3 separate regions of the Homo sapiens genome follow, and all the other regions are linked to region 2. Evidence: chromatin contacts called from ENCODE Hi-C or POLR2A ChIA-PET data. All regions are on one chromosome and are shown on one strand. Each heading gives the region's core, a stretch centred on a gene start or an enhancer-like site at or near the end of the contact. The rest is flanking DNA. Distances are from core to core; before and after follow the strand shown.

Region 1 (3,557 bases), core at 463-2,962, 2.3 Mb before region 2:
ACTCAGGAGGATGCAGCATGAGAATCACTTGAGACTGGGAGTCGGAGGTTGCAGTGAGCTGTGATCGCACCACTGCACTCCAGCCTGGGCAACACAGCCAGACCCTGTATCAAAAAACAAAACAAAACAAAACAAAAAACCAAAAAAAAAAAAAGAAAAAAGAATCAAGGGCTGCTTTTCTATTTTTGGCCTCAACATTTGGGTGAAGATGGACTTGCTTTCTAAGATGGTGGAGTAATGGGAAGGAACAAATTTCTTCGCAAGGTGGGGGAGAGAGTGAAAAATTATCTACTGCCCACCTTAGGTTTGAGATGCCTATTAAGAAATCCAAGAGGAGATGTCAAGTAGGCCATCGGATATGAGTGGGAAGAAGATCAGCGTGCTCTAGGAGCAGAAAGGAGGCATGACTGGAACTCATTAAACACGAGGAGAAGACAGTGGTAGACAGGTGGGCCAGGGCAGATTAGGCCACCGTGGGCAAACTGGTCACAAAGTTCTGAGTCAGCCACTCATCGCTTGTGAAACCTGGGGAAAGTTGTTCATTTATGAATATAAGACGAACAACTTCCATGTAATGAATGCTTGTTATGGGTAAGCCACTGTCTTCGTTTTTATGGCGCGGAGTCTTCAGATCAGCCGGGGAGGTGGAGGATGGGAGGGGGATTCTCTTATCCTTGTTGTACGGAGGAGGAAATACGCTGCGGGCTGGGGTAGGGCTTGTATGAGCCATAATCAGGTCTGGAACTGTCTAGATAAAAACTTCAGCTGATCTCTTAGGATGTCTGTCTGCTCTAAAATCCAAATATGCTTCTTCACAGTTCTGAGATGCAGAAACTGAGGCCTCAGGACGGGGCAGTAGTCTGTCCAATAGGGGCACAGCGAGGACGCGTGGCAGGTAGCGCTGTCCCCCAATTCACCCCAGGGGAAACTGAGGCTAAAGAGAGGGCGGTGTCCTGTCCAGGTTCACACACAGGAAGAGCCAAACCGAGGCCCCCGCGCTGGCCCCCTCCTGAGCCACTGCCCACCCCGGAACAGGAGGGCAGCCTGCTCACGTCCTGATTCCTGGCACCGACATCGGCCCTTAAGTTCTGCCCGGGTGGAGAGGGAGGACAAAAAAAAATGCGATCCGTAGTCAAGGAGACGTAGCCTGCACTCCTGATTGGCGCAGAACTCTAGCCTGGTCTCCTCCTCCTCCTCCTCTTCGCTTGCCAGCTTCTAGAGCTCCGGAGGCCCCACCTCCCAAATGCCCGGCGGTGCCCGGCCTCCCCTGATCTCCACAACAACGCCGCCATGGCTCCTCCTCCTCCTCCCTCTTTTTTTCCCGGCACTTCTGCGCATGTCCAGGGCCCGCGCGCAGACCACTGGGAAGCCTCCTCGTGCATTCTGGGAAATGTAGTCCAAAGCCTGTCGCGCTCAGACAGCCCGCGACATTTGCGCCGTCAAGGCCAAATAGGCTGCAGACGACGCTTTCGCGTATCTTGGGAAATGTAGTTCCAGTGTTGGCGAAGACGCCACGCGGTGACAAACAGGAGTAAGGCGGTCCCCAGGCGAGGGCCAATTGGCAGCCGCCTTTGCCGCGATGCTTCCTGGGAGTTGTAGTTCGGGGTGAGGCCGGGGCTTCATGGGGAGTTGTTGGGCTGAACGAGCGGCTCGGAGTATGGGATTGGGGGAGGGGGACGGGGGAGTTTGGCGCAAAGCCTGCTGGGGCATGGAGTCCCGGCGAGCTTTGTGCGCATGTGCGGGGAGGTGAGGGGGCTTGGGGGGCCTCGCCTGAGAGAGTGAGGTGAGCGAGGGGGGAAGGAGGGAGGGATTGGGTGGGGGCGGTTGGACGAGGGAGGGACCAGAGGTTGGATGGGAAGAGGGGCGCCGGGGGCCTCAGGAGGGAAAGATGGGAGACTTGCGGGGAGGGGAGGAGAAGGGGGCTGAGTGATGGGGAAGGGGCTGGGAGAGGGAACTAGAGGGGGAGGGACTTGGAGAGGGGGAGGGGTGGATAGTGGGAGGGGGTCGTGGATCCTCGAGGTCCTGAACGCGGGAGAGAAATGCTGAGGGAGAGGACGGGGGAGGGGCGCCTGGGGGAGGGGGAGGGGCGGGACGGGGGAGGGACAGGTGGGGGAGGGGAAGGGGACCCTAGCAGAGGGTGGGCTGTGAGATGAAAGCTGAGTGGGAAGCTGGACCCTACAAAGGAGTCTGGGGGCGCCGGGACCGGACCCCTTCGGAAAGGTTTGCGGGAAGGGGCTTCCGGGGACGATGGTTATTGTTGTAACGTAGATACGGCGCAGGTGGCTCGTTTTGCGCGCTGCTTCTACAAGTGCAACTTTTACAGAGTTGTGAGATTCCTGAAGATAAGAATCGTTGCTCTGTTTTGCTGCTTTCTCAGTGCGGAGCATCTGCCTTTTTAGCTTGTTGCAAGGCATTATTACCTTCGGTAATATGTGTAAAGTGCTTAGAAACTCTGTTTATTGTCAAATGAAGTTGACCCCCGCCACCTCTACCCCAGTCAGGATGGAGTCACCCTCCTCTATATCCGATTTTAACGCCTATTCCAATGTATACTTAGTATTTTAATCTGCGTGCGTGTTCATAGCAGTGTCCCCTGGGCACCTCGCAGGGAAACTTCGACAAAGTAACCCTAAGTCTGACTGGACACTTACTAGCCAGGTGTGGTTCTCAGCATTTTTGTTCTCCTTCTATCACTTTACAGTCAACGAAATGGAGATACAGGGTATTACAAAAGGTGCCTTGTACCTCGTCCAAGGACACAGAGCTGGTAGGAGGCAGAGCTGGAATTTGCCCCAGAGCCTTTGTGCCGTAGGTAAATATTTGTCCAGTGGGCCAGCGGCTCTCAACCAGGAGTGGTTTTGTCCCCCAGGGGACATGTGGCAATGTCTGGAGACTTTTTTTTTGGTTTTTCCAACTTGGGAAGTGCTACTGGCATCTCATGAAAAGAGGCAGAGATGCTGGTAGACATCGTATGTTGCACAGGATAGCCCGCCACGACACAAGTGCCATTAATGTCGAGGTTGGGAACCTAGAGTAGACAAACCGGTCTTTGTCGAGCACTTAGCCTTTGGAGGCTGCTTCTAACTCCTGCTCCCAGCAGCCTCTTGAGAGGAAGGAGCTCTTGTTAGTCCTGTGTCTCAGGTGGAGAAATGAAGCACAGAGGGGGTAAGTCACACGTCCACAGTCACACTGCTGATGAGTGGCAGAGCTGGAAGTTGAAGCCAGGCAGCCAGACTCCACAGCCTCTTAGCCATGATATTAACCCAGCATATGTGGGTGCTGGTGCCGGGGTACTAGGTGGAACTGGTGTGGACTCTGGAGTCACATCTGGGTCCCATTTGTGGCTCCTTCACTCTCTGAGCATCTCCCTATGGTAAGAGGGGACCCATCTCCCCAGCTCACAGGTCTGTTGGGAAGGTTGGGTGGGGCAGTATAAGACACTAGCCACTCAGTGGCTGTCTTCAAGGCATCCAGGGTGCCTGGCTCTGGACTGGACTGTGCTTTGCGGACACAGACAGCTAGACAGCAGGGTTACAGCTGTTGAATGCACATAGCAC
Region 2 (3,446 bases), core at 478-2,977:
CTCGGCCTCCCAAAGTGCTGGGATTACAGGCGTGAGCCACCGCGCCCGGCCCTGAACTTTAATACTTCTAAGTGTTGGGGTTTTTTTTTTCCCCCTCAGGGTTTTTGTTTGTTTTTTCCTGAGACAGGGTCTCTCTCTTACCCAGGCTGGAGTGCAGGGGCTCCATCATAGCTCACTGCACACTCCAACTCCTGAACTCAATCCTCCCACCTCAGCCTCCCATGTAGCTGGTATTACAGGCATGCAAGACCATGCTCAGCTAATTTTTATATTTTTTTATAAAGATGGGGTCACATTTTGTTGCTCAGGCTGGTCTCAAACTCCTAGGCTCCAGTGATCGCTCACCTTGGCCACCCAAAGTGCTCAGATTCCAGGTGTGAGCCACTGCGCCCAGTCCTGAAATGTTCTTAAATTCTTTCAAAGTAGCAAAATTTATATTAAAACATTCCAAACATGATGAGCTCCCTTGCTCTACAAGGATTTACAAGTAGAATCAATTAGGTGGACAGTTATAGCTGACAGTTGACAGAGAGATAGTTATAGATGGAGGTAGGTATAGAGGGAGGGAGGCAAAAAGAGTTAAGGAACTGGACAGCTGAGAACTGTCTACAGGTTCCAAAAACAAGACAAAGAACCTTTTATTATCTGCCAAACAAGACAGTCTACATTGAGACTGCTCTGCCTTTCGTTTTTATGTGTCAAAGACACTTAAATTGGCCTGTAATCCCAGCACTTTGGGAGAACGAGGTGGGCGGATCACCTGAGGTCAGGAGTTCAAGACCAGCCTGGCCAACATGGTGAAACTCCATCTCTACTAAAAAATACAAAAATTAGCCAGGCATGGTGGCGCACACCTGTGGTCCCAGCTACTACGGAGGCTGAGGCGGGGGGATCACTTGAACCTGAAGGCAGAGGTTGCAGTGAGCCGAGATTGTGCCACTGCACTCCAGCACGGGCAACAGAACAAAGACCCTGTTAAAAAAAAAAAAAAAAAACTTAAATGAGTCCCAAGAAAAAAGGAAAAAAGAATGAATATTGTGATGTGTGGGGCAAGACAAGATCTAGATGGTCTAAGGACAAGCAAATCTGGGGAATTAACTTCTGCCCATCCAAATTACAAGGAAAACAGATGCTTTGGGCAAGTGTCGAGGAACAGTCTCATACTTAAGACAAATGTAGGCTTACGGGCTGAGAATTCTTGGTGTAAAGGTTGAAAACGGACCTTAAACCTTTACGGGACATTGACACAGAGAGGTCAAACCCGCGCCCAGGACGCACAGTCAGTGAGAGGCAGAGCTGGGAAGGGAACCCGGAGCTCCAGGCATCGGCTCCTCCACCTCCACCTGCGCTACCCGGTGCATTTTCTCCTCCGTGCTCACTGCTGGTGTTGCCTCTTGGAACCTCGGCAGTTTCTGCTTTCGCACCTGCAGGGTTTAGTCTCCGGGACTGCTTGGGAGGACACCTGGAATGCCGAAGGCAGGACTACACACCGGGCGAATCCACCAGCGCCACCAAGCCCTTGAAAACCCGAGGCCGCCGCGCGACTCCATTTCCCAGCGCCCCGCGCGGCAGGGGCTTGGACGTTGCCAAGGAGACCGGTAGTGGCCCCGCCTCCACGCAGGGAAACAGGCGGGAACCACGTGACCCGGAAGGCTGTACGCAAGCGTCCGCGGCGCGCACTGGGCCAATGAGAACCGAAGGGCTGGACTTCCGGCGGTGGGACTGTCACTTCGCCGCCCGCGTCAGGCCACACCGGTGGTCTGGGCTGGGGACCGCGGGTCGGGTCCGGTTTCCAGGGGGTTCCTGGTGCTCGAGGCTGGCGGCGAGGAAGGTACTGGCTGAGGGCCCGCGTCGGGCCCGCCCTGCGCACGCGTCGTGATCAAGGGCGCCGGCCGCCGGCCGCGCCCCCAAGCCTCTGTTTCTCAGAGTGCGTCGTGGGCGTCCAGGGGACTGTCGGGCCGCGGCGGGAGCCATGCGCTCTCCCACCGTGCGGCAGCCCAGGAGGCTGCGCGCTGGGCGTTCCACGTCCATGATGGCCGGGGAGACTGAGGCGCGGGGCGGCCCCGGGACGCTGCTGGCGGGGAAAGGCTGGGTGGTCCACGCCTTTCTTCCCTCCCAGCTGCGGGTTCCGCTGGCGGCGGTGGCGCTGACAAGCCCGCGTCGGGGAAGCAGGGGAGTCCCTGCTCACACAGACCGCGCCCTCACGGAGGGAGGCCGCTTCCTAGACCTCGCCTAGTCGTCTTTCCTCTCCCTGCCCTGGGGGGGTTGCGGGGGTCAGTGCAAACTCCTGCGTCCAGGGCACTGGTGAGCTCCCGAGTTCGGGCAGCCAGGGGGCTGAGGTCCCGAAGGAGGCTCCGAGGGGAGAGTCCTGCGTGTGCAAAACCTGGGAGGGGAGCCGAAGCCCAGGTGCTTCTGGGACTGAGCTCTCTCGATGTGGAGCTGGAGTAGAGGGGATGTGTGCGGCTGCAGTATCAGGCGAGGGAGTGGGCTTTATCTCGAGGGCGTCGGGAGACATAGAAGTTTTGAACAGAATCAGGACATCCTCTGAGGACTTTAAAACGGTTCCACCGTTTGTTGCGTGGAGAACAGACATGCAGGGGTGTCGGCATGAAGGGAAGAACCGACTGCCACAGTCTGGGCAGCAGTGGAGGTGGGCGACCAGGTGAATTCTGGTGGATCTGCGGATGCATCAGGTGTGGGCTGTTTGAAGAACTAAGTACCCCATGTTGTTCAGCCTGAGCGCCTGGAAGAAGAGAGCTGCTGTAGATAGAAAGGAGAATTGAAAGGAAAGCAGGTTTCCTTCAGGGGAAAGATCAAGAGTCTGGGATGTCCCAGGTTGGTCATGTCACTGGACCTGACGTTGTTGGCGTCCTGGGCTGTGGACAGGGCCTATGAATTGGACTGAGGAATGGGCAGGGACTCAGCCAGGTGTGGGCAGTTATGGCTTGAGGGTAAAGAAGACCAGCTGGGATGCCTGGGGCTATTGGGAAGAGCCTAGCACCTAACTGAGGAGGGGAGGGTGGCAACAGAGAGGGGAAGAAAGGGGACACCGGGTGAAAGGAGGAAGGGATTGAGTTCCTCTGTGTTCACAGGTTGTTGAGGCTGCTCCCCTGTGGCGACTGGTGAGAATCATCCAGTCCCTCAGGCTGGATGAGCAGCCTGGAAATGTCAGGCAAGCAGGCTCAGCAGGGGAGGGTCCCAGTGATGGGTATGCCTGGGAAGCCCCTGCTGGGACTCACAGTTTCTTGCTACAAGAGCAGGAAGGGTGCATCTGGGGAGGGTCATGAGTGGTCATGCTGAGTCACGAGTGGACACCTGGGGCTGCTCTTGGTGTGGCAGCTGAGGGCCCAGCCAGGACTTGTTCTAGCTTGCTTGTGTATGGCGTTGCCAGTGGGGAGGCCAAGAAGGCATCTGGGGTCTGGTCAGGGAGGGCAGAGGGGAGGGGT
Region 3 (3,528 bases), core at 970-3,469, 2.1 Mb before region 2:
ATTTTTGATGGATTCCCAGCCAAACCTCAATTACATATCCAATCATTAATCATTCCCAAAGCAGGACACTGTACCATGCGCTGAAACTGAAACCAACCAACACCACCTCCCCTGCTTTTCTATATGTGATTGCTCCTAAGCATTCATTCCATCTCTTCAAACTTCAGTTCTTACAAAGGATGCTCTCATTTCATACAGGGAAATGAGTTTCTCCTCCTAGCAGACGAAAACCATCAGGAGATGCAGAATGCTATAGAGAATAAATCTGTGGGCATTTGTCAGAGGGGAGAGGACAATGGGAGAGGAGACTCCTGCCTGGTCCTTTTATTCCCTAAAATGGGAAAGTCTGAGAACCAAATTTCTGGATGGAACCCAGGTGGAAAGTTTCAAGATAAGGAAAGCAAATATTTATGGGATTTAAAAACTCACAAGGGACATGACTTTTAGAATTTCAAGGGCTGATAGGTCCTCCTTCTGGTTCCTCTCTTGGGGAAGGGCAGAGTCCTGCGACGGTAGAGCTGGGGGAGGAAAGAGCAAACATGAGAGGCTAGGCTTGCCTCACAGTTCCTAGAATGCCAAGTTACAAGTCCCCACCTGCTTGCCCTCTGCCCACCAAGAAAATGAGAAGGAGGGGGAGGCAAAGGGATCCTCACCCAACCCCAGGAAACCAGCTTTAGCTGCTGCAAGGCAAAGGGGAACCAGTGGTCCTTTCCCTCCCATTTCCCCTAAACATCCAGTGGTTCTGTTTTGCTGCAAATGCAAGTCTAAGACAGGGATGCTGAGGGCTGTTCTAGTGACTGAGACCCACATGTTACCTCAAGGACAAGGAGGGCTTCCCTCAAGCCAGGGAGCATAGAAGGCCTGCATCATTTGCATAGCCCCAGCCTAGAATAAAGCCTTTCCAGGACTAGGCCATTTAACTCTCTCCTGCAGCAAATATAACACCTTTGAAAGTCTACCTGGCTCTTTTCCCAACCGCCAAATATACAAAAAGCTCTACAGCCCAAACTGAGGCTTTGTGCATGCCACTTCATGGAGCATGCCTTGCATCAACAAATGGGATAGAGTTGGAAGGAACAGTAAGAGACAAATTACACACAGCACGCCCAGTGCTCCATTATCAGCACATAAATGTGTCCTTCCATAGAGACACAGCAGTGCACAAAGCTGCATGTCCAATAATATTTGCTAAATAGGAGAACTGAAAATTAGTACGTAAGTAGGCAAGTCCACAAGTAGCCAAGAGGTTGAATCATTTTTGGCACAGCCATATAATGGGATGCCAAGTGACTATCAAAAATGACTATCAAAAACTGACAAGCAAAGATATTAACTACTGAATCCTTTGAGAACATTCAGCAAAAAGAAGTCAAACTCACTAACACACAGGCTAAAAACAAAACAAAACAAAAAAATTGGAAGAAAAAACACCCAAGTATTCGCAGTGTTGTCATTTAACCAGTTCTTGAGCTCACTGTTAAACAAGAAGTACTCTGTAAAGGAGTATATAAGGTGCCTACTGCATTACAAACATTTGGTTCTAAGTAACGTGTAAGTGAAATAATTATGAATGTTGCTTAATATGATGTAATAGGCAGCTTTTCCTTATTATGACCACTTTTATAAGCATTATTTGTATTAACTGCACGATATCCTATTTACAAAGGATGGCCTGTGATCCACTCAAGTGTTTCCCCATTGCTGGACATAGAATTTGAACATATAAAATGTTCCCAAGTATAAGTTTTTCTAAACTAGCGGTTCTAAGTCTTCTGGGGTCTTGTAACTCTCTGAGAACCTCATGAAACAAGATTTCCTCTCAGATTAAAAAAAAAAAAAGGCACGCATAACAGTGAATGCAAAACATCCGCAATTTCAGGGGGTCGGAGACCCCTGCGCACCCACCTAAGGGGTCCATGCACCTGGGCTATGAGGCTGGAAGCAGAAAGGGGGCGCCAGAAAGCGCACGCCGCGAGGGCCGGCGGGAAATGTAGTCTCACGCCGGTAAAGCCACAGAGCGACGATGAGGCGAGACGTCTGCGTTCTTCTCAGGCCTGAGACCCAACCGGCCCGGGCACCAGCTCCTGCTGGACCCCAGAGCGCCTGGAAAGCTCCGGAACCTCTCACCTGCCGCCTCCTCGGGTCCAAGTGCCACCGCGGCCGCGCCCCCGGCAGCCCAGGGCGCGCTTCCACCACGGTACCGGTGGATTCGCCGTGCGCAGCCGGAAGATGGCGCAGACGCACAAAGCACACCGATGCTGCGCCATGATAGGGCCGGCGCCGCAGTGTCTTCCGGGAAACATAGTCTTTAGGCGTAAAGGCAGCAGCCCGGCCTTGAAGCCGGATCTCGCGATGTTTCAGGGTGAGCCGGACGCAGGCGTGCCTGCGCAGTGCGCGGAGGAGTGCTGTTCGTGTGTTCGAGTCCCTGGGTTGCTTCCTGGGGTCTGTGGTGCTGGGTGTGCTATCTGCGTGTGATTCTCTAGCGAGAGATTGTGGGCGAGTGACCGAGTGGGCAAGGGGCCGTCACTGTGTGTGCGTGATTTTGACAGTGTGTGGTGGTAGCTTCTGACTCCGCGTGGGTCGTTGAATGTATGACTGGGACCGTTTAGCGGTGGATACACAACTGTGTGCGGCTGTGGAAGATTGCCTCATCCGTTACGTTCCCATTTCCGTGGAACAACAGTTTTACCAGAAGGTTTCGAAGGAACCTTAAAGTTTGGAAGCGTAAGAGTTTATCTGGTAACTAATTTTAAACATTACATCTATGGTGAGTTAAATGTGGGTTATGAAGGAGAACGCAAAATAAAAACGTTATAAAGATGTAAAGGAGTTTTATGGGGCGGCATCTCTTGGGCAAATATCAGACCGCCGTAGGTAGTTGTTAATTCTCTCTTGTTTTTAGGCGGCTTTGGTGTCATCAAATGTGAGAAGCCCTGGACTTTACACATCCCGAGCCAGTGTGATCCAGTATGATTGGGAGTCCGAGTGCCAGATGCCGGTCAGGACCTGTTATGCTGGGTCTCAGAATGCGGAAACTCTCCCTGTCCGAGGTGGAACAGTTTGTCCTTGAGTGAGGACTGGAGTCCTGAGTGACTCTTTTGATTTGATCCTGTTTCCCTCAAACCTGGTGAGCTCTATGGTGTAATAAATGGTTAAGAGTGTGAACCCTTAACCATCTCTAAGACTGGAGCCAGAATGCCTGAACTCCAGTCTTAGAGATGTGCCTCGGTCTCCACATTTGAAAGTGAGGATGATTGTGGCATCTAATTCATTGAGTTGTTGGGGAGGAGTAACTGATATGTAAAATAATGCTACTGCTGCTGGATAAGGATGCTAATATGACTGAAGCTAATGCTTTCTTTCTGCAAAGATGCTTTTTCCAAAACACACCATATTGCCTCTTTACACATTCTTCAGGAGAGGGTAGAGGCTGCATTTTCCTTGTAGGTGCGGTGATGTGGTGGAAAGCACACTTTTAGAATTAGACAGATGTGGATTCAAATAGCATTTCAGCCATTTATTAGTTTC

What was found. A loop is a pair of places that touch in the nucleus more often than their neighbours do. ChIA-PET counts read pairs that join two places held with the same protein, here RNA polymerase II (POLR2A). Pooled maps may share reads with other maps.
Region 1: a pooled map shows a loop between it and region 2 (14-fold over the local background). The contact joins the promoter of ZNF444 here to the promoter of ZNF324 in region 2. A Hi-C loop is called at or near these places in 1 of 168 maps with a recorded cell type or tissue (CD8-positive, alpha-beta T cell), 1 of 37 single-sample maps with no recorded cell type and 9 of 50 pooled maps. POLR2A ChIA-PET finds 5 or more read pairs at or near these places in 1 of 52 experiments (B cell).
Region 3: a loop to region 2 is called in a pooled map, with 6 times the contacts of the local background. The contact joins the promoter of ZNF582 here to the promoter of ZNF324 in region 2. A Hi-C loop is called at or near these places in 5 of 50 pooled maps.

Annotation. Positions count from the first base shown.
Region 1 is chr19:56,139,575-56,143,131 of GRCh38, forward strand. It overlaps ZNF444 (zinc finger protein 444), which reads left to right and starts at 1,713. Exons shown (of 5, transcript NM_018337.4): 1 at 1,713-1,783. RefSeq lists enhancers at 1,176-1,505, 1,536-1,675.
Region 2 is chr19:58,465,353-58,468,798 of GRCh38, forward strand. ZNF324 (zinc finger protein 324) reads left to right here and starts at 1,728. Exons shown (of 4, transcript NM_014347.3): 1 at 1,728-1,831. RefSeq lists enhancers at 1,459-2,075, 2,076-2,690, 3,109-3,228 and silencers at 1,718-1,767, 1,848-1,977.
Region 3 is chr19:56,391,315-56,394,842 of GRCh38, forward strand. ZNF582 (zinc finger protein 582) reads right to left here and starts at 2,220. Exons shown (of 5, transcript NM_001320371.4): 1 at 1,906-2,220; 2 at 430-518. The coding sequence starts at 438. ZNF582-DT (ZNF582 divergent transcript) reads left to right here and starts at 2,362. Exons shown (of 2, transcript NR_037160.1): 1 at 2,362-2,739.